Linked DNA regions of Homo sapiens: all the other regions are linked to region 5. Evidence: chromatin loops called from intact Hi-C (ENCODE). Cell type or tissue: psoas muscle. All regions are shown on one strand.

The links. A loop is a pair of places that touch in the nucleus more often than their neighbours do. Peaks named below come from ENCODE experiments on the same cell type or tissue, not always from the same donor. Only the 100,000 strongest peaks of a DNase experiment are listed, where the experiment ranks them.
Region 1: it touches region 5 in a loop (4-fold over the local background); 100 of 110 quality-filtered maps call a loop at or near these places.
Region 2: a loop joins it to region 5, with 4 times the contacts of the local background. A loop is called at or near these places in 100 of 110 quality-filtered maps.
Region 3: a loop joins it to region 5, with 3 times the contacts of the local background. A loop is called at or near these places in 45 of 110 quality-filtered maps.
Region 4: it touches region 5 in a loop (2.0-fold over the local background); 17 of 110 quality-filtered maps call a loop at or near these places.
Region 6: it touches region 5 in a loop (15-fold over the local background); 103 of 110 quality-filtered maps call a loop at or near these places.

Annotation. Positions count from the first base shown.
Region 1 is chr9:121,698,764-121,702,763 of GRCh38, reverse strand. It overlaps DAB2IP (DAB2 interacting protein), which reads right to left. Exons shown (of 16, transcript NM_001395010.1): 3 at 3,306-3,439. Among named protein-coding and RNA genes, the nearest start is that of DAB2IP, 49 kb to the right of the region's middle. RefSeq lists a silencer at 3,218-3,297. In psoas muscle, a CTCF peak has its summit at 2,461 (motif pointing left); DNase peaks (open chromatin) are centred at 1,431, 1,823, 2,393 and 3,383; H3K4me3 peaks cover 2,736 bases; H3K27ac peaks cover 3,005 bases.
Region 2 is chr9:121,684,604-121,688,603 of GRCh38, reverse strand. All of the region lies in intron 2 of DAB2IP (DAB2 interacting protein), which reads right to left. Among named protein-coding and RNA genes, the nearest start is that of DAB2IP, 35 kb to the right of the region's middle. RefSeq lists enhancers at 1,288-1,437, 3,805-4,000. In psoas muscle, a CTCF peak has its summit at 1,565 (motif pointing left); a DNase peak (open chromatin) is centred at 1,543; H3K27ac peaks cover 574 bases.
Region 3 is chr9:121,638,308-121,642,307 of GRCh38, reverse strand. It overlaps a transcript of DAB2IP not described here. Among named protein-coding and RNA genes, the nearest start is that of DAB2IP, 11 kb to the left of the region's middle. In psoas muscle, a CTCF peak has its summit at 2,099 (motif pointing left); a DNase peak (open chromatin) is centred at 2,087; H3K27ac peaks cover 1,453 bases.
Region 4 is chr9:121,859,676-121,863,675 of GRCh38, reverse strand. TTLL11 (tubulin tyrosine ligase like 11) reads left to right here. Exons shown (of 9, transcript NM_001139442.2): 8 at 3,233-3,339. Among named protein-coding and RNA genes, the nearest start is that of DAB2IP, 210 kb to the right of the region's middle. In psoas muscle, a CTCF peak has its summit at 2,016 (motif pointing right); DNase peaks (open chromatin) are centred at 2,005 and 2,731.
Region 5 is chr9:121,991,152-121,995,151 of GRCh38, reverse strand. The region is part of intron 3 of TTLL11 (tubulin tyrosine ligase like 11); the gene reads left to right. Among named protein-coding and RNA genes, the nearest start is that of TTLL11, 100 kb to the left of the region's middle. In psoas muscle, a CTCF peak has its summit at 2,319 (motif pointing right); a DNase peak (open chromatin) is centred at 2,391; H3K27ac peaks cover 677 bases.
Region 6 is chr9:121,544,246-121,548,245 of GRCh38, reverse strand. All of the region lies in intron 1 of LOC107987016 (a long non-coding RNA gene), which reads left to right. Among named protein-coding and RNA genes, the nearest start is that of GGTA1, 46 kb to the right of the region's middle. RefSeq lists a silencer at 2,027-2,076. In psoas muscle, a CTCF peak has its summit at 2,106 (motif pointing left); DNase peaks (open chromatin) are centred at 2,075 and 2,525; H3K4me3 peaks cover 857 bases.

The DNA.
Region 1 (4,000 bases), 290 kb after region 5:
CAGTAACATTAATAAATAAATGAATGACTTGGAAATTATCCTCTGGGCTGACAGAACCACATCCTCTATATCACTTTTACCAACATTAAAACAGCCCTGTAAATGAAGCAGCAGCATTTCCAGTGTGCAAAATGAAAATGCTTTTGCCGGCACACCTTTCACCTGGAAAGCGCTCCAAGCAGCATGTGTTTGTTACCCAGGAGAAATGATCACCTGTCCTTGGTGCTTACTGCCAAAGCTTCTGAAGAAGAAATGAGTGTCTGAGGGACCCAGAGACTGTGGAGACCAGCTGGCAACCTCCCCTGAGGCCGTTTCAGAAGAATAAGTCCGAAGGCTCAAGCCTGTCCTACAGCCCCCAGCCCCCAGAGCCCAGCTGTGCCAACCAAGCACTGCCTGGCCTGACCCCAGCCTCACAACCAGATAGCAACCCTCAATCCCAACCAGCCAGGTTCGGCATCCCCACCCCTGAAACCGACTCCTTTTCCAGGGAGCCAAAAAAATCCCAGCACAGAACCAACTGGTTTCCAACCTCCAGATGAGAGAATTCCAGCGCAAAAAAACCACCTCCCCAACACAGCAGCTTGCGGAGCACGCAGACAGCATTCAACAAAGCCTCTTCAGCAGCCATATAAACCAGATAGATTCATCCAAAGTCAGAACTCAAGTGGCCGCCCCAGAGTGCCCTGTGCCGCTCATCTACACGGGAAGGCCATGGGGACCAGGACTCCCGCTCGACACCCTAGAAGCCCCCACCGTCCTTCCCACTCGTGTCCCACCCACTCACTGAGGCTAGCGTCTTGGCACTTACCCTCTCCCCAGCCAGAGGCATGGCAGCCAGTGGGGGTCCCATGGAGCCAGGACACAACCCTTCCTTGCTGCTAAACCAAGCCAAAGACAGCCCATCCTGCCCTCCCAGCCTTCAACATCACAACCACACCACATCAGAGCAGGGAGAGGCACTGCTCCACTCATCCAGGTTTGGCCATGAGCTGGGGGGCGGGCGGGGTCACCATAGTTGTTTTTACTCACTGAACTCCAAATAGGATGACTCCAGGGACAGCCCCAGAGAAATTTCTGCCCATCCATCCCAGCAGCAGCCGACGAATCTGTTCCTAAGCAAAGCAGCAAATCAGGAGACCCCAGTCCTGGGAAAGCCTATTTCAGCTCCAAGGCTGGGTAGAGAGATTTCAAACCCAGTCTTTCTGCCTGTCCATGGGAAATCTAGGCTCCCTTCCTGTGCCAGAGAGGCCACCAAGCCATATTTTGTTTATAGAAAATTAATAAGACAATTCCACACCGCTGCCAGTGACATTCTGCTCCAACCGCTACCGTTTCCTACTGTTTCCAGAAACAGGCTTGTAGTTTCACTCCCAACCCCCACTCTGCGCCCCTTCAGCATGTGGCAAGGCTGACCTGAGGCCAAGTGGGGCAGGACCCGCACGAGGTCGTCTTGGCCATGCCCCGACCTCTGGCTAGGGTGGCCAGCCAGCACTTGCCGGCTTCTAGGTACAGGCTTCCCGCTGTAAGGAGGTAAACATGACATGCATGCCGCCTGCTCCCGGGAGAGCAGACACACTCAGAAGCCGGACTGCCTGTTGTCTCTCCTGCTCCCCGGACAACCACCACATGCACACAAAACGGGGTACGTACACAAGCCCCCGCATGCGGGTGCAGAGGGTCCTGACCCCCGCCAAGGAAAGCGCGGAGAAGGGCATGTTCCTGGGGAAGACAGCCGAAGGCAGGGGCCCGGTGGAGGGAGGAAGGCAGCAAACCGGGTGGCCTGCCGCCCAGACAATAACAAAGATGGGAAGCGAGATTTTCAAAGACGCAGTGACTGCACCCAGCGCTGAGCTCTGGCCTGGCTGCATCTTCCTGCCAGGGCACGCCTGGTCCCCTGGGGCACCAGGGCCATCAGAGAAAGGCTGAGGGTCCCGCCTCAGGCTGGGCTTGGCAGCTGGGGCAGGAAACCAGCTGCAGGCAGTGGTGAGGATGCACTGGAGAGCGCGGCTCTGGGACGATGGAAATTAAACGTCTAGCCATTCTACTGGGAGGTGGAAGTGTTACTCTCCAGGAAGATGCTAGGGGTCAGTTAAACAGTCACTCAACCTTGGGCAGGAGTTGGGCTGTAACTTGTACTCCTCTGCCCGCTAGAACCAAGGGGGAGGGGAGAGACATTTTCATGCTACCTACGCCTCCCCTACAGGGAGTGCCAACACGGACACAGCCCTACGAAGGCAGATGCCAGTGGTCTGAGACGTTCGGGCTGAATGCTGAAAAGGCTCCTCGGTGCCTGCCCGTACTTTCACCTCCACAGGCTGGGCAGGGACATGTTCTAACTGGCACTGGAATCCATCACCATGCCTGTGCCTAAGTGGAAAGGTGCCTGTGGCTGGCACCACTCGAGGAGGACCTGGGCCCTGAGAGGCTGTGTCCGCCCAGTGCCCCCTGGAGGACAGGATGGCTTGCCCTTGCGAGCTGAAGCCTGCTCCCTGGCCAGCGTCTCCCGGCAGGTTGAACCACCTCCTCCTCCCTCTCCCCTTCTGCCCCACCAGCCACCTCCCCGCGGAATTTCCACACCTGCTCCCGGCTGGCCCAGGAGAAGGAAACAGAAAGCAGGAGACACCCCTGAGAGTGGAGAGGTGAGGGAAGGAGAGAAGCAGCTGCCTAGGCTGGAGAGGAGATGGCCCTGGCTCCCCAGCCTCAGGCTGTGCCCCCAGCTCAGGGCCTGGGCACTGCCCGCTCTGCTAGCGCCAGCCCCCAGTGGAGCACGCGCCCTACTTAGAGCAGATGTGCCCCCTAAGTGGCCCAGCCCCCTGCTCCTCCCCTCCAGATGTTCACCCTTCCCCTCACCACGGGCAGCGCCCGGTCTCGGCCAAACCCGGCCGAAAATGCCTTTTGTATCTGATACCCAGGGGCTCCCAAGGCAGGGGGATGGGTCCTGGCGGCAGAGGCCCCACTTCCGTCCCCGGTTCGGGCACCGCACGGCCCGGGAAACAATGCCCACCTCGGACAGGCGAGGCAGGACTTCCCTGCGAGGGGACTTCGCGCCCGGCCTCGCCCGGGCCGCCGCGGGCACCCTCTGCTCTCCTCTCTTCTACTCACCTAACCCCGGAGGGAGGCACAGGGTCCTCCCCTCGGGCCCCCTAGTCCGGCCGAGGTGGCCCCATAAGTTCCCGGCGGGCGGCGTGGGGTCCCCCCACCGCCGTGTGGCTCGCCCCGGGCCGGGCTCGCGCTTTGTCCCCGCGTCCTCAGGGGCGCAGCCCGGGGCGGCGGCGCGGGGGACCGGGCGGCGGCGGCGGGCTCACCTCTCATTGTCCGCGGCGGCGGCGGCGGCGCTCCGGAACCCCGGCAGGATGTGGCGGAAGCTGTGGTTGCGGTCCAGCTTGGGCTGGCTCTTGGTGCGCTTGATGGAGCCCTTGAGGCGGCGGCTGAGGAAGCCCTGCGCACGGGGGGACAAGAGGGGGAAGGGGAGGCGGGGTTAGCGCGGCGGCGGCGGGCCGGGACCCGCGCGGGACCCGCACCCTTGCTGGGCGGCCGCGCGGCCGAGGGCGGGCCGGGCTCGGGCTCGGCCCCAGCAGCTCGCGGCCCGCGCCGCCCGCCCGCCGACCGAGCGCCGACGGCCCGGCCCGCGCAGCGCGGCCCAGCCCACCCCGCCCGCCACGTCGCCCCCGCCCCCTAAGCCGCTGTTGCCTTGGCGACGCCGAGCCGAGCCGCGCCGACCGCGGCCGAGGCTGCCCGAGCCCCCCGGGCGCCGGGGCGAGGGGGAGTACCGGGACGAGGGGGCGGGGCTGCGGAGGGGCGGAGACCCCCGGGGACCGCCAGGGCCGGCCGCCCCGCTCACCTCCCTGCCGCCTCCGAGCTTGTCCTCCCCGTGCGAGGTCACACCCCCCACACCCACCTGGAGGAATCCACGCCCCCCCACCCCGTCGGGGATTGACAAAGCGCCTTCCTCCGCTGCGAGGTCGCTGCTCTCCAGCCCTCGGTGGTACCGATGAGAGCG
Region 2 (4,000 bases), 310 kb after region 5:
GGGTGTTCTGCAACCTGGACAGAGCCCTGGATGGCACTAGTGAGCTCTGGAGACAGAGAGAGATGGGGAGGAATTGTGGGTAGAAGGATCCGCCCACACAAAGGCGTGGAAGCTGGGACAGCCTGGGGGGCTTGAATGCCAGGCCGGGGAGCTGGATCCCCCACCCTGCTGGGAGCCATCTAAGGTGCTGGAGCAGGGGAGTAACAAGCTCAGCTCGTTTTAGACGTTCTTTAAGCAATTCCACAGGAGAAGTTACTCATCCCGATGCAGAGCCTTGTGTTAGAAACAGATGTCACTGCTGCCACCTCCACAGAGGGCCTCCTGGCTTTGGAAACAACAATTGCCGCTTGACAACTCAGATATAATTATGTCTGTAATCCCACCAAAATACCACTTGATCGTTTCATTTTTGTAGCATGAGGAGGTGGGAAAATGAAGGCGTCTGAGCCTTGCCCCTGACATGCAGGCTCCCCCACCTCCCAGGAAAGGGGAGGACCTGCAGGGCCACAGGGCAGGATGACAAGAGGAGAGCAGTTCTCTCCTATCCCAGGGGTGTCTGACCCCTAGGGCCAGGCCTGCTCAAAGTAGGGGCAGGACAAGATAAGGCAGAGAGATGGGGAGGCCTGGGTCCAAATCTCAGCTCTGTCCCTGCAAGCCGTGTGGCCCAGGACAATGCACCTCCCCTCTCTGGGCCTCAACATCCTCGTCCGTAAGATGAAGAGAAAAACAGCACTGACTAGCAAAGACTGGGCTGCATGCTATGGTCCAGGCGCTGTGAGAACTTCAAGATCCAGGCCCATGAGAGGAGCCACCCTCAGCTATCTCTTCACTCCCCATCTGCCTTGATTTTGTCACCTTCTATGAGTGAGATTTGTGTTATCTGAGCCTCGAGTTGTAAGGATTAAATGAGACAATACTTAGAAAGTGCTCAGCACAGGGCCTGACTCAGAGTACTATGCAGAACAGGATTCAAAATCCCCCATCGTACAGACAGCAGAGGTGGTAGAGCTGGGATTCGAACCCAGGCCAGTGGGACTTGGAGTGCAAGCTCTGACCACCACCCTGCCTCTCCCACAATGCCCGCCTTACCCCCTCTCAAAGCAGTGGTAGGTGGAACAGGTGCCTATAACCCATCAAAGGGTGGCAGTGACTGAGTGTCTGTTGGCCCCAGCCTGGTGACCACAGTGCAGCAGCCCTGCCTGACAGATCACATGCTGGTCCACCTCACCCTGTGCCCTTTCTCTTGGTGGACAGCTGTCCCAGCCCCAGACCTTGTTCCATCCAGTGTCCCTGACCAGGGTCCCCTTTCAGAACCCCTGGCTTTCTGGTCAACCTAGGCCCAGCTGGCACAGCCAGTCATGCCAGGCCCAGCCATTGACAGGTGCTCCCGGATCTGAGCTGCTCCCAGCCCCCAGCAGTATGTTCTACACCTTGTTTAGCCAGCTAACACCTTGTTGGGCCAGCTCCCTGTGGCCCCTGACACACAAACCCCTGGGACTTCAACACTCACTGGGAGGAGCCACCCAGAAGTCCACTTGCTACCCTCTGCTGCCCCCAACTGGCAGGAAACCACCCTGCGCAGACACCTCCATCTCCATCTGAACTCACCACCTAAGAACTTGGTCTCTGGTCCCCTAGGAACCCCTCCAGCCCCTCTCCACCTTCTACTGCCAGGGCTGAGCCCTAGAAGTTCAGTCAGGGGTGATGTTGCTTTGGGGCCGTGACGGAAGGGTATGGAAGTGGGAGGGGTCTGCCCAGTTACCTGGGGCTCTGGAGGAAATGTGGGGTGGAGGTGCACCCCTCACACAAGCAAAGGGAACAGGTGTGGGGAATGCTGCCTTGTGCCAGGCACTGAGCCCTCACAGCCACTCTGTGGGGAGGGGTTCCTGCCCATTTACAGACAGGGAAAGAGAGTGGGGCAACTTGCCTGAGCCATCCTACAGAAGGGAGCAGTGGCCAAGATTCTAATCCTGCTTCATCCCTGGGTTGGGGGGACTATCCCTGGGAGAGGCCAGCACTGTACCCCAAGACCCTGAGTGGGTGTGAAGAGAGGAAGAAAGGCCCCCACAGAGAGCATTCCACTCGCCAGTTACTGAACCTGGCAGGGACTGGGGTGGTGGCCTTTACACCTTAACGGGAACCAGTTCATCTGATTCCATGCTGCCCAACAGGCTTAAGTGCAGGGCTGGGGAAATGGAATTTACAGGGATGGCCTTCTGATGTATTTGGAAGTCCCCAGGGCAGGAAGAGGAGGGGGTACAGAGGCTGGCTTGTTCCCTTCACTTCCATCCTCCTCACTCACACTGCCCAAGCCAGCTGCCACTTGCCAGGATGAGGCAGAAGATTCCAGGGATCCTTGAAGTGGGCTCTTCCCCCTACCCCTGCCCAAGGGCATTCTGAGCACAGATGTTGGGGGGGTTGGAACAGGCTCCTGAGAACCTGCTTGAGAAAAGCAATTTGCTTGTCCCCCCAACCCCATGCTGGATCCCCACCCAGTCTTGGTCTCTGCCCACTGAAGGAGCTCCAGACTCTCCTAGCCTGGTCAAGTATGCTGCACTCCATGTCTGCTCTGGCCTACTCTGGCCCACCTCACCTCCCTTGCTGAGGACCTCATACTCCTGTTAATATGGCCTTAGATCCCATCTGCTCTGTTCACTGCCGTGGATCTCTTGTCGCTTCCATTCCAGCCACTTCCTCACATTTCAGCCCCCAAACTGCGCTCAGTTCCTGCTGTCATTTGCTCATGCTGTTTCCCATGTCCTGGCCTTTGCCTGGAATGTCCTTTCCCCTTCACCTGCCTGGAAATTACTTCACCAAGCCCCGGCTGGCCCTTCTGTATTTCTGCAGGTAGCAACTACGTTTTCATCCTCTTTGTATCCTCAATGACTGGCATAGGCCCTGACACATAGTTGGTGATGATGGCAAATTTATCGAAAGAAAGAATAAAGAAAGGCAAAAGGAGAGAAGAAAGTAAGTTCGTTCACACCGCAGCAAGGCTCGCAGACGAGAGCTGGGCTCCTGCCCCTACCACCCACCAGCTGGAGACCTGCTGAGGCCAGGCCTCTCTCCTCCCTAAGCCTGGGATCCTCAACTGTAAAATGGAGCTGATGAAACCACCTTCCTGTGTATTAATGGGGTGGGGCGACAGCCTCCCAACCCTACCAATACTGCAGCAGTCCCACCTCTGTCCCAGGCCTCAGACTAGCCTGGTCTTGGATTCAGGAGGCTCCAAGACCCCCTGTCCCCAGACTCCTGCCCCGAAGAACATCCTTGCCCCACCCTGGCCACCCCGGACAACTCCTGAGTCCCACCTTCCAACACTCCCTCTGCAGAAAAGGGGGATGCCCCCCGCGGAAGGCAGACACAGACCAAAATGACGGTAATGTTCCTTTTGGGTTTGAATAGTTTAATACCAATCAGCCTCCGTGAAGGGCAGGGATGGAGGGAGTGAGGGTGGAGGGGGCGGAGGGGGCAGGGTTTGCTCTTCCACCACCCCGCCCATCCGCTGAATACACGCCGGATGCTGGGTCAGGAGACTGACTCACAGAGCAGAACTAAGCAAATTCCTCATACTTCAAGGAGAAAACTGGGGCGCCCATGGTGGGACCCCACCCAGGGGTCCAGCACTACCGCCCTGTTACAGCCAGGACCACGTGGCTGACATCCCTCCACTGGTTGATGGGCCACAAACATAAATATGTCCCAAGTGAACGACCATCTGAGATGGACCCACAGCAGCCTGGGCCAGTGGAGGGAGCCCCAGCAAGTATCCTGGGCAAGCTGCTCCTCTCCAGGCCTCAGTTTCCCCATATACCCTGGGACAGATCTGGCTTGTCTGATCTGTGAGCCTGGCTGGCTTTTCTGTTCCCCACCCCAACAGCCACCCGGAGCCTCCGTAGCTTGGAAGGGGCACAAATGGGGGGCAGCGGGGCCGGCTCTGCAGGGAGCAGAGAATGCCCCCTCCTGGACCTGAAGTCATGCATTCCTCCTTCAGGCAGCC
Region 3 (4,000 bases), 350 kb after region 5:
GATTGCACGACTGCACTCCAGCCTGGGCGACAGAGTGAGACTCAGTCTCAATAATAATAATTAGCCAGGCATGGTGGTGTGTGCCTGTAGTCCCAGCTACTTGGGAGGATGAGGTGAGAGGATTGCTTGAGCCAGGGAGGTTGAGGCTACAGTGAGCTATGATCGTGTCACTCTACTCCAGCCTGGGCAACAGAGGAAGACCCTGTCAAAAAAAAAGAAAGTGAGAAAGAAAGAAAGAAAGAAAGAAAGAAAGAAAGAAAGAAAGAAAGAAAGAAAGAGAGAGAGAGAGAGAGAGAGAGAGAGAGAGAGAGAAAGGAAAGAAAGAAAGAAAGAAAGAGAGAGAGAGAAAGAAAGAAAGGAAAGAAAGAGAGAAAGAAAGAAAGAAAGAAAGAAAGAAAGAAAGAAAGAAAGAAAGGGAAAGAAATGGACAGAAAGAAAGAAAGAAAAGAAAGAAAGAAAAAGAAAGAAAGAAAAGAAAGAAAGAGGAAGGAAGAAGGAAAGAAGGAAGGTAGGCAGGCAGGCAGGCAGGCAGGCAGGCAGGCTGGCTGTGGGACCAGGAACAAGTGACCTACCTCTTGAGGCCTGGTGTGACACATGGATGGCAGGCTGGAAAGTTTATTTTTGAGTGGCAGCTGAGGATGGTCAGCAGGCCAGGGTGCAAATCCTGACCGTGAAGGAACTGGCACAGAGATTGCACTCGGTGAATGAATGAATGGATGAATAAATGCCTTCACTTTGCTGTGTGCCTTTGAACAAGGCTCCTCTGGCTCACAGCCCCAGCCTCCCCTCCTACAAAATGGGGTTGGCCTGGGTGGGTGTTCAAGGCCATTGGGTATTGACACTCAGAGCCTCTGTGTCCAATCTGGAACATAAATGGGAGCCATAGCTGGTGTTAGAGGAGAGGCAAGCACTGCCAGAGCCACGGTTCTCACATTTACTGGCCTTTCCTGAGGATCCCACCTAGCCCATAGCTAGCATCCTAAGACCAGGTAGGTGGGAATTAAATGGAGCTTCTGCCATCCTCATTCCTCAAATCCCCTTGGGAGTGAGAACAATCCCAGCTCTGCCCCCATCCTGGGAAGAGCATTTTGTCTGGAAATTCTACCAGGAAAACAAGGAAGGGTTGGGCCCCTATAATTTCTGCACCTGCTCAAACAGGAAGTAGCAGAAAGTTTGGGGCCAAGAAAAACAAGTTCAAGGTCATCCTGGATATCAGCATCCCCCATAGCCAAGGAGTCACCCCATCCCAGGAGGAGCTCTCTTGGCAATTAATGATTAACAGACAGATGGGGTATAAAGAGGGGATGGCCCAGGACCCACCCTTTAGCCTGTCACCAAAGGCTTAAGAGGAAGAAAAATTCACCTAGTCTTGTCTAGCATACCTTTGGTGACAGGGAGCTCACTACCAAACCAGCCCCCCATTGCCCTGAGAAAGTATGAAAGTGAAGCTGCCTTCCCACAACTGGGAACTGCAGAAGGCCTCAAGAGATCTAGTGGTCAGCCCACTCTCAAGTCAGAGGTCCAGAGGCTCAGGACTGGCCCCACCCCACGCCGTAGGCCTGCCCACAGGTTCCCAGCAGCAGAGGAAGCTGTAGCAGGCAAAGTAAGGAAGGGCCAGTTGGAGAGTTGGGGCTGGAGTTTAGCCTGTAGCCCAGCCCCTAGTCCCTCCTGACTCTGATGCTGAACTTGGGGAGGGGCTGACCTCTGATTGATCCTCATTTAAAAGCCCAGAGGACATGGTGTGGGGGGAGGTGGGGAGGCCTGAAGTCACCCCAATCCCACTGACAGTCCTAGGGAGGCAGCTTGGGCAACAGATGCCCTCTCCTCTTCCCCTGCAGCCTCTGTCCCGGGAAGCTGTAAGGAAGTTTCACAATGTTCTGGGCCTGCTTTCTCTGATGTCGCATTTCTTGTGTCCTCCTGGTGCTCTCTCTCTCATTGTCGCCCCCCTGACACAGGCTCCCATGCACACACAGGCCCGTCTTCCCACCCAGGCCCACACCTACCTCTCCGGAACAGTGAGCTCTTTCTAGATCCGCACTACCCAGCCCAGGCCCACACAGCAGCGGGGAGCCCTCAGCAGGTGCTGATCTGCGCTGCCCCCTGCTGGGCTATGGAGCCCTAGGATAAAGTACCCCTTGCCCCAGGCATCACCCAGGACTCCCAGGGCTCCTGGGGCGATGCACAGGAAGGACCCCTGAGTGGCATGGCATAGGATTCCAGTCTCCTAAGCAACTTGGGCCAGCCGACCCCATGCCCTCTGGGCCCCTGTTCCCCTGATGCAAGGAAGGGGATGCCCAGAACTTCAGATCTTGGACTTCGAGACATTCCAGTCCCCTGGGATGTGGGTTAAAGTGCAGACACTTGGGCCCACCGGGCAGAGTCTAAGTTAGCCAGTCTGGGGAACAGCCCAGGAGTCTGCATTTTTCATCAGCGGGCAGTGGTCCCACAGGTGATTCCAAAGCAGGTCATCCGTGGGCCGCACTGAGCCTCACTCGCCCACCTGTTGCTCTCTCTCAGGCTTTGAGACCACAGCCCCCAATAAAGACCTGAATCTGCTTTGTCCAAACTGCAGCCTGTTCCTTTTTTTCAGCACCCCATGTGCTGCAGGCAGGGAGGGGTTATAAACCTCATGGTACAGATGGGCAAACTGAGGCCCAAAATGGAGAACACCCAGTTTGAACAGTGCCTGACCCACAGTGAGGCCCCCAGCTTCCACCTCCCTCCGCAGGCTCCCCATGTGGTCTGGATTCTGGGGCCCAGCAGGTCATCTAGGGCCAGGCAGCAGCCGTGACTGGCATTCTTTGTTCTGGTCCCTATGCCCTCTGACCTCAGCAGGTCCTGGGCTGATTAAAATATCCCCTTACAGCTCTGATAGGCATGGTATCCCCTTACAGGGCAGAGAGGGACACGGTCCCATCTGAGGCAATACAGCCAGCTTGCCGCTGTGCTCTGACCACCCTCGGGAGCTGCACACTGCTAGCACAGGGAGATTAGAGGACTTTGGCCTAGAGGGTTTGCAGAGACCTGCTAGAAGAAAGCAAAGCTCAGAGAGGGCAGAGTTGCCCAAGGCCACTCAGTGCATACTTAATCCCAATTCAGTGCTTCCCCTTTGTCAGGCAGTGTCAATTCAGCAAGTCCTTCTAATGACCAAAAGCAGTGAATCCTGTTACTCTCCCATTTTACAGGCACAAGAGTTGATTAGTGGCAGAGACAGGATTCAATCCCACACAGCCTTGACTCTAGTCCTAGCCTAGGATAGTGGTCAGTGGATATGGCCCCAGCCCTACTCCTATCTTCCCTCTTACCACACCCTACTCCTATCCCTTCCCCAACCACCCTGGCCCCCAGCCCTTCACTGCTTCTTTCCTTTGTGTCTTTGCTCCCATGATTCCCACCTCCTAGGATACAGGACATGGGGCTGGCTTTGTAGACTTGGAGCCTGCTCTGTGAAATGGGCTCTTCAGAGCTCCAAATTCCAGCTTGAGGCTGTCCACCTCATCACCTTCATTGACATCTCCCAGAACCAGGGCATCGCCATCTCTACCTTTGGGGACCTCCATCCCCCCGAACTGTCCCCCCAAATCCTCCGCTGCCTCCTCAGTGTGGTTCTCCATAAAACAGCCAGAGTGAAATCTGAAACACAGCCCCTGCCCTAGCTGCCCTGGCCCTGCTGGCCTTTGGCCACTCTTTCTGGCTCACCTTCCCTGCCACAGCTCTCTTGAGCCACCTGGCTGACTCGCATTCACTCTTCCTTTCCAGAAAAACCACCACTCCCCTCTCTCAATTCACCGCCTCCTCCACAGCCCTCCTGCAACACTCTCTCTGAGCTCCCTGCGCCTTTCCTCCAGGGAGCCCACTGCTTTGTGCAGTGCCATACAGGCGTCTCTCGGTATCCCAGGGGTATTGGATCCAGGATACCAAAATCCAATCAGATACCAAAATCCAAGCACGCTCAAGTCCCTGACATTAAAATATAGCATATGCATACCCTCCTGTATAC
Region 4 (4,000 bases), 130 kb after region 5:
TTTAAGGCATTTGCATTTCCTGCCTACCGCAGCCAGCATGGATCCCTCCTCTGTCCCAGTAGCAGATGCTGCAATCAACTATATTTGCAGGCATCACTAGGGAGGAAGAGTTACCTTGGAAAGGGAATAAACGGAGAATTTCTTTGGTAAATTACGGCTCCTGCTAAAGGTTTGACACTTCTATTTTCTACCTGTCAGAAAAAAAATGACTATATACCAGTGGTCAGTTTGGTTTCCCTTTTAATACTCTATTAACCCACAGAGCAAGCTAGGCAGCGCTCCTGACTTGTGGAAGAGCAGGTAGCCCAGAGGACACTGATATGATAATTAAAGGACACTGTGGCTGTTCCTAATGAAGCTTTGTAAATTAGCAATGCAGGCTGTTCGAATACCCTGGGAGAGACTGGACCATCCTCCCCCACAGAACCCAGTAGATAGCCGTCTTGGTGACAAGTGACGTGAAAACCTCCGCGTCCATTGACATGTGGTTACTGGGGCTCAATAACCGTGTGCTGATGTGCTTTGAAGTCTGCCACCGCGACTCGTGATTGAAATACGGAGCAGGAGCCCAGGAGGAAGCAGGATGTGCATTGATGGCCTGGGAAATACAGGCGGGAAGAAAGAAAGGGAGGAGGGAGGAAGGGGGCAAGAAAGTGTGCTGGCATACAAGGAGCACCAGGCTCGTCTGGGCACCATGCGGGGCACATGCCCAGCCACTGTCATTAGGGGTGCGCTTGGGTTTGGAGAGGGGCCTCTGATGCCCAAACCCTGCTTGCCAATCAACCCCTCCCCTGTCCGGTCCCTAACAGAGCTATTCACACAAGGGATAATGGCAAATGGGAAATCAAAGAGCCACTTCACCATTAGCTGAGGCAGTGGATGTGGATTCGTTTGAAAAGTTGAAAGCGGCATTGAATGTAGTTCAGCCAACCTGACAGCTGGCCCAGAGGCCTAGCTTTCAGGATTCCCTGGACAAATCTAGCCTGCCTTGGGACAGGCCTCCCAGCACGATCCTGTCCAGGACAGGGGTGCACCTGGACAAGCCAAGGGCTGCTTCCAGTCTGAAGAGAGAGCCCAAGCCCTGTACACAGATATTCCAACTGGTGTACTCCATTTCTCCAGAACGGGCAGGGTCACTCACTGAAAGGTTGGGCTCCAGGCAGCCTCTGGGGTGAGATGGCTCTAGATCTAGAGGAAGAAAAGGGAAAAGGGGGAGAGAGTTGGGGAAGGGAACTCACAATTGCTGTGGGCCTACCAGGTGACAGGCACCATGCTGGGTTCTTGGCATGTACTCACAACCATGTGGGCAGGTATTATCATCTTCATTTTAGAGCCCAAGAAATAAAAGCACAGAAGGTTTAAGTAAATTCCCCACAGTCACACAGCTAGAAAAGATTCCAGTCAGGATTTAAATCCTAATCTGTCTGATGCCTAAATCATGCTCTTTTTGGCATACCAGACTGCCCTCCCCTCCACATTTCCAGACCAAAAAAAAAAAAAGCTGGGGAGGGGTAGGAGGATTCTAAACACCCCTGCTGTGGCATGGACAGGGAGCACCAATGCTGACATCAGACTGAAAACCTGGTTACTGTGGCCTCCCTGCACCTAAACAAGTGGAGCATCCAAAGCTCAGAGGCCCGTCCCCCACAATCCTCCTGTCAATTCCAGGTGACTCCCCTAAAGTCAGGAACAAGGAACCTCCCCAGCAATTCTGTGTCAGCCCACACAGAGCAGCAAGGACCCAGCCTGTGCTGTTCTGCTTTATAAATCTGGGGCTTAGTGTGGCTGATTCAGGGCTTATGTAGAATCTTCAGGTGACAGATTGAGATGGGTAAAGTACAGAAGCCTTGAGCCCTTGTCCATAGATTTGTCCTCAGGGACTCATCTGGTGAGCATTTCCAGTGGGAAATTGCTTCTGGACAGTAGTGATGGCTTCAGCCTGTACTGTTGACATGCTGTCATCCTTGGGTCATCTGAGCATGACACCGTCAGCTGCCTGGACACTCCAGGAGAGGGCAGTGCCGAGGGCCTAGCTTCCCCTCCTCCTTCTGGAGACTAAGAGATAGGAAGATGAGGACACGTTGCTGGTGGTATTTCTTGACATGTGGAGTTTGTTCTCTTTTAGAGCAAGCAGGGACCCACATTGCTGTGCAAGGTCAGGCTGACACACAATGACTATAATAAAGACCACCTGTTTTATAGATGAGGACACCGAGACTCAGAAAGGTGAAATGTTTTAACCAGGGCCATGCAGCTTCCAAGTGGCAGAGCCAGGCTACAACTCAAGACTTGCTCTCCTGGCCAGGCACAGTGGCTCACGCCTGTAATCCCAGCACTTGGGGAGGCCGAGGCGGGCGGATCACCTGAGATCAGGAGTTCAAGACCAGCCTGGCCAACATGGTGAAACTCCGTCTCTACTAAAAATATAAAAATTAGCTGGGTACCTGTAATCCCAGCTACTCAGGGGACAGACGTAGGGAGAACTGCTTGAACCCAGGAGGCAGAGGTTGCAGTGAGCCGAGATTACAATACTGCACTCCAGCCTGGATGACAGAGCAAGACTCTGTATCCAAAAAAAAAAAAAAAAACACTTGCCTTGCTTTTCTAAAGTTCTTGCTCTTTCCAGCCTGTTAGACCCATAACTAACCAAATGGCTGAACTTACAGGAACCTGAGGATCTAACCTCACTTACATCACTGCCTTCTCTACCATGGCTCCATGCCAGTCACCCTGCGGTAGTTCCAGCTGTGGTAAGGGAGGACATTCCAGACCCAGAACACAATCCAAACAAAAACAATGTCAGTCGGTTCAGGCTGCTAGAACAAAAATGCCACAGCCTCAGTGGCTTAAACAACAAACATTTACTTCTCATGGTTCTGGAGGCTGGGAAGACCAAGATCAAGGTGCTGGTAGATCTGATGTCTGGTGAGGACCCAATTCCTGGTTTGCAGACGGCTGCCTTCTTCTATGTTCACATGGTGGAGAGTAGAGAGGAGGCAGGCTCTCTAGTGTCTCTTCCTAGAAGAGCACTATTCCCATTCCCAAGGGCTCCACCCTCACGACCTAATCACCTGTCAGAGGCCCCACCTCCTAACACCATCACATTGGAGGGATAGGATTTCAACCTATGGATTTGGGGAGGACAAACATTCAGTCCCTAACAGGAGTGGAGGAGAGATAGACAGGACAGGTTTCAGGCTGGCAGTGACATGTCACTTCCCATTGTTGGCAGGAGCTGCAAACTCAGCAGCAGCAGCCTGTCCATGGCTGCCGTGGACATCCTCTACATTGACATCACACGGAGGTGGAACTCCATGACCCTGGACCAGCGGGACTCAGGTATTTGACAAATGCCTCTGCCATGGCCTGTGGGGGTCCTGACAGGCATGGGTGGTATATTTTCTGTTCCTTCTTGTCAAGGGTTCAGATGGGGGAAGAAGATGATGCCATCAGATCTAGACATAATCCCAGGGATTGAGCTGAATTTAAATGCTGGAGCACTGTCTGCTACCGAATTCTCATACCACCGTTAGCATTCCTTGCCTTTGCTTAAGGCTCAGATTCCATCCATACTGGGAACACTCAGTTATTCATTCATTTGTTCACCCCTCACACACATTTCCTGAGCAGATGCTGGGCCCAGCCTTGGGTGGGCTGGAGGGTATAGTGCTTGGTTCTCGTCCTGAAAGAATTCACTGTAGCATTGGGAGGCAGATGAGAAAATGATGCTAGGTAGTAGGATGCCTGGCTCGGAGGGAGAGAAGCTCAGAGAAGCTATCCGGGAACTCAGCGGAGGAGCTCCTCATCCAGGGAGGGCCAAGGAAGACTTCAGGAGAAGGGTGTACGGGATCAGCTGGTGAACAGGGCTGGGACAGACACTCTGGCAGGGCTATTGCCTGGCCGTGGCCTGGACACAGGTGAGGCTGTTGAGCTTAGACCATACCAAGTAGCCCAGATGGGCTGGAGCAAAAAGGGATGTGAGAAGGGGTAGAGATGGGGT
Region 5 (4,000 bases):
CATCCTTGGGGGCCTGACGACCCCAGATCTCTCTCCCAAGCTCCAGACACATTTCCCAGGGACCACAAACCTCTCTAGGTGCGTGCCCTCCAGGGTCCTCTGTGCAGCTCATCATCTTCCCACTGCCTCCCCTCTGCCTTTCCTCATTCCCTTATATTCCCTGTGACTACCTAGACATAGGGGGATTATCCTTTATGTTCCTGTCTCTCTCTCCCAGTCATCCAGTTTTGTTGATTTTAGCTCCAAAATATTTCCCAAACCTCTGTCCTTCCCTCTGACTCCACTGCAGCCTCAGTTTGGACTTTTCCTGTCTGCCCCAGACCATCCAACCACTTGGGTAAATTTTCTATGTGACAGCCTGAGGCATCATCCCATAATACACATCTAATTAAGTTGCTTTCTTCTCAAAACCTTTCAGGGAGTCCCCATCATTTTAGGACATTGCTCAAACTCTAAACCAACATTCAAGGGCCTTCCCTATGAGACTCTTACTTCCTAGCTAGGCCTGATCTTCCTCCATCCCCTTCTCATACATCTCTCATTCATTCTGGCATGGGCTCTGGAATCTGCCTGCCTGGGTTCAAATCCTGCCTTTGTGACCTATTGGCTGTGTAATCTTTGACAAATTACTTGACATCTCTGGGCCTCCCTCTCCCTATCTGTAAAATAGGATTGTTGTGAGGATTAAGTGAGATAATACCTCCAAAGTGCTTAGAACAGTGCCTGACCCATAATAAGTGCTCAGTAAGCGTGTGCTAATGTTATTATTATTATTCGTGGTGGTGGTATTATCTGGCCCCTGCCAATCTCACTAGTGGGATTTCCATGTGCATACCCCCTCCACCTCTTATGTTCTCCAGCCGTCGGAACTATCTACAGTTTCCCAGAAGTGTCCTGCCCGCTCCTGCCTTCATAACCCCCCACCGAAGCAGCACATCATCTGCCCAGGTCCTTCCTTTCTGCCCCACTGCTCTGTCTCCCACTCTGCCCCAACAGGCCATTCTTGCCCTTTCCATCTGGCCCTAGGTGACCTCACTGCAGACTGCCTTCCATCTTAAGTGGACTCAGAAATTGCCCTGAACATTGAGGTAGGAATTTGCCCTGGGTACCAGGCTCATATCCCTGAGGCTGGCAGGGGCTGGCCCTGCCTCCTGTCTGGCATGCACCGTGTGACACTGATTTTGTCTACCAGAGGCTTGTTTTTGCCTGAGATCTGTAGCGTGTACCTGTGACATCAAAGGTCTGAGTTGCTAAGATTGGATGCAAATCCACCTGAGTGACAAAGGACTGCCCTAACTGGTTTTGACTTCCCCAGTATTGCAGACACAGTATTTCTTCAGAAATTGGCCTCTTACCTGCCCCTCATTGCTAATAATGTTTTGTGGCTTGATATTCTAGTTGCTGAATTTCTCCCTCCAAACATTTTAGCTTGCTTCCTCCAAATGCCCTGCTGATTTCCTCAAATGCATCATAAATCTCAGACCCAAATCTCCTCCTCTTATAGATCATCCCAATGTGCTGATCCCAACAGCACAGCAGGAACTCTCCGACGTGATGAATGCCACTTGTGTGTTTGTAACGCAGCCTTCGACTGTGGTGATATCAAGATAAATCATGGTTCAGCATTTGCTCGCTGGCGGAAGCCAGGGACCTTAGTCTGACCCCTTTATTTTATAGGTGACTACAACAAAGCCCAGAAAGTTAGGTGACTTTCTCGAGGTCACACAGTCAGAAACAATTGGGACTAAAATCCAGATTTTCTGTTTTTCACTATAGTACTATCTCTAACTTACCAAAAGCTATGACTTAAAAAAATTAAAAATTAATCTTAAAATTTTGGTAAAATATACATGACAAGATTTACCAGATTAACCATTTTTAAATGTACATTGTATGTATGTTAAGTGTACAGTGGCATTAAGTACATTCACATTTTTGTACAACTATCATCCATGTCCAGAACTTATTTTATCTTGCAAAACTGAAACTCTGTACCCAATAATCATTAATTCTCCATTCCCTCCCACCCCAGCCCTGGAAAACACCATTGTAATTTCTGTCTCTATGAATTTGACTGCTCTAGGTACCTCATATAAGTGCATTCTTACTTACAGTATTTGTCTTTTTGGGTCTAGTTTATTTCACTTAGCATAGTATCCTCAGGATGCATCCATTTTGTGCCATGTGTGAGAATTTCTTTCCTTCTTAAGGCTGAATAATATTTCATTTGTAGTGGTGTTTCTTTAAGACCATTTTAATGTCTTAGTAGAGTATCTTACTGCTCAGTAGTGTTGGAATTTTGAACGGGGTGACTTTCCCAGTAGCGGTTTCTAAATGTCCACTAGGGGGCAGTAAAAGCCACATAAAGTTTTCAGTAGGCCCGCGGAGTGCCAGGCAATTAGGCCACCACCTCCTCTGTGTATCTCTTTCAGCCATCCGTGTATACCGTTACAAGGTAATGGATTTCAGGTCCAACAGCAGGTTTGGATAAAACTAGAGATACCATCAGTTGTAGCATAAGCGCGAGTCTTCCTCACACTCCAGCTAACACCAGTGCAGAATACTTCATTCAATATGTTGGTTTCAGATGGTATTTTTATTTAATTCACTTAGTCTAGTGATTCTCAGACAGAGTGCTCATCAGAATCACCTGCGGTGATTTTTCCAGAATACACATGCCCAGGTCTCATCTCAGATCGATTAAATCAGAATTGCTGAGGCTGGGGCCCAGGAATATCGATGATATTTTCATTCTGGTCCATGACTTCTTTTTAAGAGCCAACGTGTTACTTTTTAACTTTAATAACTGCTGGGAAAGGGTCATTCTTGAATAAACCTCAGAGGAGAGTGAATATGAATTCTGAAAAATGTTTCTCTTTTTAGGGTAGTAGTGGCGGAAGGGTCTGGTGGCTATGGGAACCACGTTCTGAACAATTGTGAGGGTTTCCTGTAAATCACACCTGCGCTTTAACAAGCAAGGAACCCAGACAGAAGATTTGAAACTGGGGCAGTCTGGCCAACTCAGGATCTACAGATATAGTTCCTGGATGGCCATACTCAGGGCCAAAATCTTTAGGGTGAGGCCAGAGTACAGACCTCAGTGCTGTCTGATACATTAGGAGGATCTTTCCTACAGTAAGCGGAGGAACAAGAGATCTTCAGTTTTATCTTAGAGGCAAAAATGGCACCGCAAACTTGAGGTGGGGTCGGGAGACCTCAGTTCTCATCCTGACCATACTGCCAGCCAGTTGTGGGACCCAAGGGAAGTCACGTCACCTCTCTGAGCCTCCGTTTCCCCCTTGACTTTTGAGAGTACTGGGTGATGATGATCCCTGAGGATTCTTCTAGTTCTAAAAATTCAATGATTCTATGAGTATTAATAATCTTGATTTGTATGGCACTATTCTGGCAAAGAGCAGAAGTATTCAGGAATCCAATGAGTGACGGAGACTATTGACCAGGTAGTTTAATTTATTTAAGGCATATACATGGAATTCAAAGGAGAAAATATTGCTCTGGATAATATATTGAACTGTTAGTGTCTTCGGCATAGCAAAAGCTTTCCAGAGGGAAAAATTTCCCATCAGTGCAAACTTGACATTTTTCACTTCCTGGTCCATAACTGCCATTTGTCCAGCACACTTATATTTACTGTAAAGGGCCAAGTGTACGAATGCTTTGGTTGAATATTAAATAACTACATAAACGTCAAGGTCACAGTTGCAAGAAAGCCTCAGTGGAAGGCCCTGGGAGGCTTGCATTGATCTCTTGTGAAGTTCCATTCTCGGATCCTGCTGACAAGGGGAAACAATTGATGTGGACCATTATTAAGGCTTTAAGTGTTTCTCCATTGTTAAAGATCTTTTACAAGCCCAGAATAAGTGATAGTGCCCAAGGAATTGGCAAAAGCTTTATTTAGAAATATAGGCTGGTCAAAGAGATAAGCGCAAGGCACAAGCCAGAGTGCAGATGTCCTGGCTTGGGCTTACACAGCAAAGGT
Region 6 (4,000 bases), 450 kb after region 5:
ACTTGGGAGGCTGAGGCAGAATTGCTTGAATCTGGGAGGCGGAGGTTGCAGTGAGCCTAGATCACGCCACTGCACTCCAGCTTGGGTGACAGAGCAAGACCCTATCTCAAACAAAAACAAAAACAAAAACAAAGGCGCAAATCAGATCTGCCTCTCAAAGTTGCTGGAGGGACAGCATGGGGCCAGGGGTAGGGAAAAGCAGGTAGCGACAGGGGCAGAGAGGGGTGGGGATGAGAGTGGGCCCGTATGTGACAGGACACTCCCTGGGGTCAGTTCTTCAGAGCTGGGGGCCCGGAGTTGAGGATGGGAGTGGAGAAGGGAGATGGGGCAGGGGTAGACTCTGGAGTTTGGCAGCCAGGGGAGCCTCAGCGGTGGAGCTGAAAGAGCCCTGGAAGCGGTCCTTGGAGAGTATTTGGGGAGGAAAGCAGGGGATTGCTAAGGAAACCGTCCTACAACAACCCACTCCAGTCGGAGCTCACTGAAGTTCCCGAATAAGAACTCTCTTCTCTTTCAGGGTGCAGCTTCCTACCCACATCTGCACCTCTGAGGGGGTGTATGTATGTGCTGGTGTGTTTGCGTGTTTGCTTTATGTGAGGGGTTTATGTGTTCTTGTGTGTCTGTGTGCAGCCCCTCTCACTGCATAACCACTTTACCCCCATGGCCTGGCTTTCTCTGCTCAGGGCCTCGTATATGCCCGTTCCTCTGCTGGAAAACCCTTTCCCTCCCCTCCCCTTTGCCTGGTGCTCTTCTGCCCATTCATCAAGAGGAGGTGGAGCCCACACCTGTAATCCCAACACTTTAGGAGGCCAAGGCAGGAGGATCCCTTGAGCTCAGGAGTTTGAGACCAGCCTGGGCAACATTGTGAGACTCTGTCTTTACAAAAAAAAAAAAAAAATTTAAATTAGCCGGGTGGTGGCACTCACCTGTAATCTCTGCTACTCAGGAGGCTGAGCTTGAGCCTGGGAGGTTGAGGATACAGCGAGCAGTGATTGCTGGGTGACAGAGCAAGATCTTTTCTCAAAAATAAAAAACAAAGGAGGGGGAGGGGGAGGGGTCTTCTCCCCCAAAAGCCTTCCCTGACCTCCTCACATGTCTAGTGAGGGGCTCCTCTGGTATTCTCGCACCTCTGCCCTGGGCTTCTTTCTCCCCCAGCACTGATCACATTGGGTGCTAATCTCTGGTTCTTGTGTCCATGAGTTCCTCAAGGGCAGGACAGGATCTTGTCTATTTCTATATCCCTGGCACCAGGCAGGGACCTGTCACAGAGAGAGGCTCAGAGGATGCTTGTTGAATGAATGAATGAGGGAATAAGTTAATGACCACATGAACAGCCACTTCTTCAGAAGGGTTTGGGACACAGGCAGGTCTTCCTCGTTCAACCCAAAAAAACAAATTGTCATCGGAGCTGGCGGGTCCTTTAGAGATGAATCCAGAGGCCAGGTGCGGTGGCTCAAGCTTGTAATAGCACTTTGGGAGGCCGAGGCGGGTGGATCACCTGATGTCAGGAATTCGAGACCAGCCTGGCCAACATACTGAAACCCCGTCTCTACTAAAAATACAAAAATTAGCCAGTCATGGTGGCAGGCGCCTGTAATCCCAGCTACTCGGGAGGCTGAAGGAGGAGAATCACTTGAACCCAGGAGGCAGAGGTTGCAGTGAGCCGAGATCGCGCCACTGCACTGCAGCCTGGGCGACAGAGTGAAACTCCGTCTCAAAAAACAAAACAACAACAAAAAAAAGAGAGATGAATCCAGGATCCAGCAGCATGGACCTTACCTGGGAGCTCATTAGAAATGCGGCTTCCCAGGCCCCACCCCAGATCCACTGCATCAGAATCTGCCTTTAAAAAGATTCCCAGGTGACTCACATGCTCTTAAAAGGTGAGCAGCTCTGCTCCCAAGGGCTCCACCTCCCATTTTATAGACAAGGGAACTGAGGCCTGCGGAGGGCCGGGGCCTGGCGAGGCCTGGGCAGGAGCAGGACGTCAAACTGGGCGGCCTCCCAGCGGCTCCGGTCCCCGCCCCGCGGGTCCTCCTGCTTCCCGCCCCGCCTGGCCTGTCCAGACCTTCCCAGCGGCCTCCTGAGGTCTTTGCAAGGAGCTCGCACTCCCCCTGGCGGGCATAGGGAGGGACGGCCTGGGCTGAGCTGGCCGAGGACGGGGAAGAGATGTGGCCTTAGGGACCGGGCGGGGGTGGAGAGGGCCAGCAGGGAGCCAGGGTGTGAGAGGTGGCCAGGTTAGCGCCCCTGCTTTGGAGAGGCTGCCTGAGCTCATCTTGGCTACTCACCACGCGCCACCTGTGGAGTCCGGAGCCTCTGCTCGCCTCCTGCCAGGGGAAAGAATAAGAATGGAGCCCACCTCACTCGCTCCTCGTGAGGATCCCATGAGGATGCGCCGACGTGAGGGGCCAGCGGGGTGGAAAGCCTCCCGCCTGCAGAACACCCGGAGCGCCTCCGCCTCCATCCCAGGTGTGGGCGAAGCCGGCCTGGGCCCAGCCCAGCGCTGCGCCTCAGCCCCTCGCCTCCCACCCATGGAAGAGGGGGTTTCCAGAGCCCCCAGCGGCCCTCCCCTCGCACTGGGGGTCGCAGGCCCACGGAGAAGGCTGTAGAAACGCCCACTCCTCGGCGGTGGTTGGGGGGACGGTGCCCAGTCCCTGAGGCCCTGGGATCCCAGAGCCTGGATTCCGGAATGGGATGACTCTGGGGGGCAGGAAGTGTCGGAAAAAGCACGTGCTCTGGAGTCAGACAGACCAGGTTCAAGTCTGGCTCAGCCACAGACAGGCCAGTGATCTCGTGGCTCCTGCCTCAGTTTCCTCGCTTGTGAGGGACCTTCCAGGACTGTTGTGACACTTATGTGAGGGCTGTTGAGCACCCTGCACATAGTAGGCCCTATGGTCATGGTCACTGTTGTAACTCACAGCGTACAGTAGGGACCAGAGGATGGGGTCAGTCGGGTGGTCAGCGGAAGATGCCCCCTCACACCAGGGCACTGTCACGCCCAAGTACAGGGGCGGGGTCTCTGAGTCCTTTCTGGGCAAAGTTGTGATATCAGGGCAAAGGAGGGTGGGGGAAGGGACCGGTAAACGAATTGGAGCATGTTTTTTTTTTTTTTTTTTTGAGACGGAGTCTTGCTCTGTTGCTCAGGCTGGAGTGCAGTGTGCCATTTCGATTCACTGCAACCTCCGCCTCAGTTCAAGCAATTTTCCTGCCTCAGCCTCCCAAGTAGCTGGGATTACAGGCACCTGCCAACATGCTCGGCTAATTTTTGTATTTTTAGTAGAGACAAGGTTTTGTCATGTTGGCCAGGCTGGTCTCAAACTCCTGGCCTCAAGTGATCCGCTGGCCTCAGCTTCCCAGTGCTGGGATTATAGGCGTGAGCCACCACACCTGGCCTTTTTTTTTTTTTTTTAACAGGCTCTTGCTCTGTCCCCCACACTGGAGTGTAGCAGCTCACTGCAGCCTCAAACTCCTGGGATCATATCATCCTCCCACCTCAGCCTCCCCAGTAGTAGGGACTACAGGTATGCACCACCATTCTCAGATAATTTTTACAAAAATTTTTGTAGAGACAGGGTGTCCCCATGTTGCCCAGGCTGGTCTCTAACTGGCCTCAAGTGATCCTCCTGCCTCAGCCTCCAAAGTAAATGGGATCACAGGCAGGTGCACCTGGCTGAGGAACACAGGCTTGAGCTGGGCAGATTGAAAGCCTGATGTCCCCCTGCTCTCACCACTGGGCTGCTTTCCAAAGTGCTAGCTTTGAGGTCAGTGGCCACCAACCTTCCCAGGTGGGGTCTTACCCTGAAGCCATTCTGCTTCTGCTTCACCCACAGGCCTTTCAAAGGGATGCCCCACCACGTGACCCTAGGCCCCCTACCAGGGGTCAGCCCCTGCCCCAAGGACACCCTTGCAGGTCTGTTAGTGACCTGAGTGGCTTGGCTAGGAAAAATGAGCTGAACCAAACCAATATCCTGCTGAGTTGTGGAACTGGGAAACCAAGAGAGTT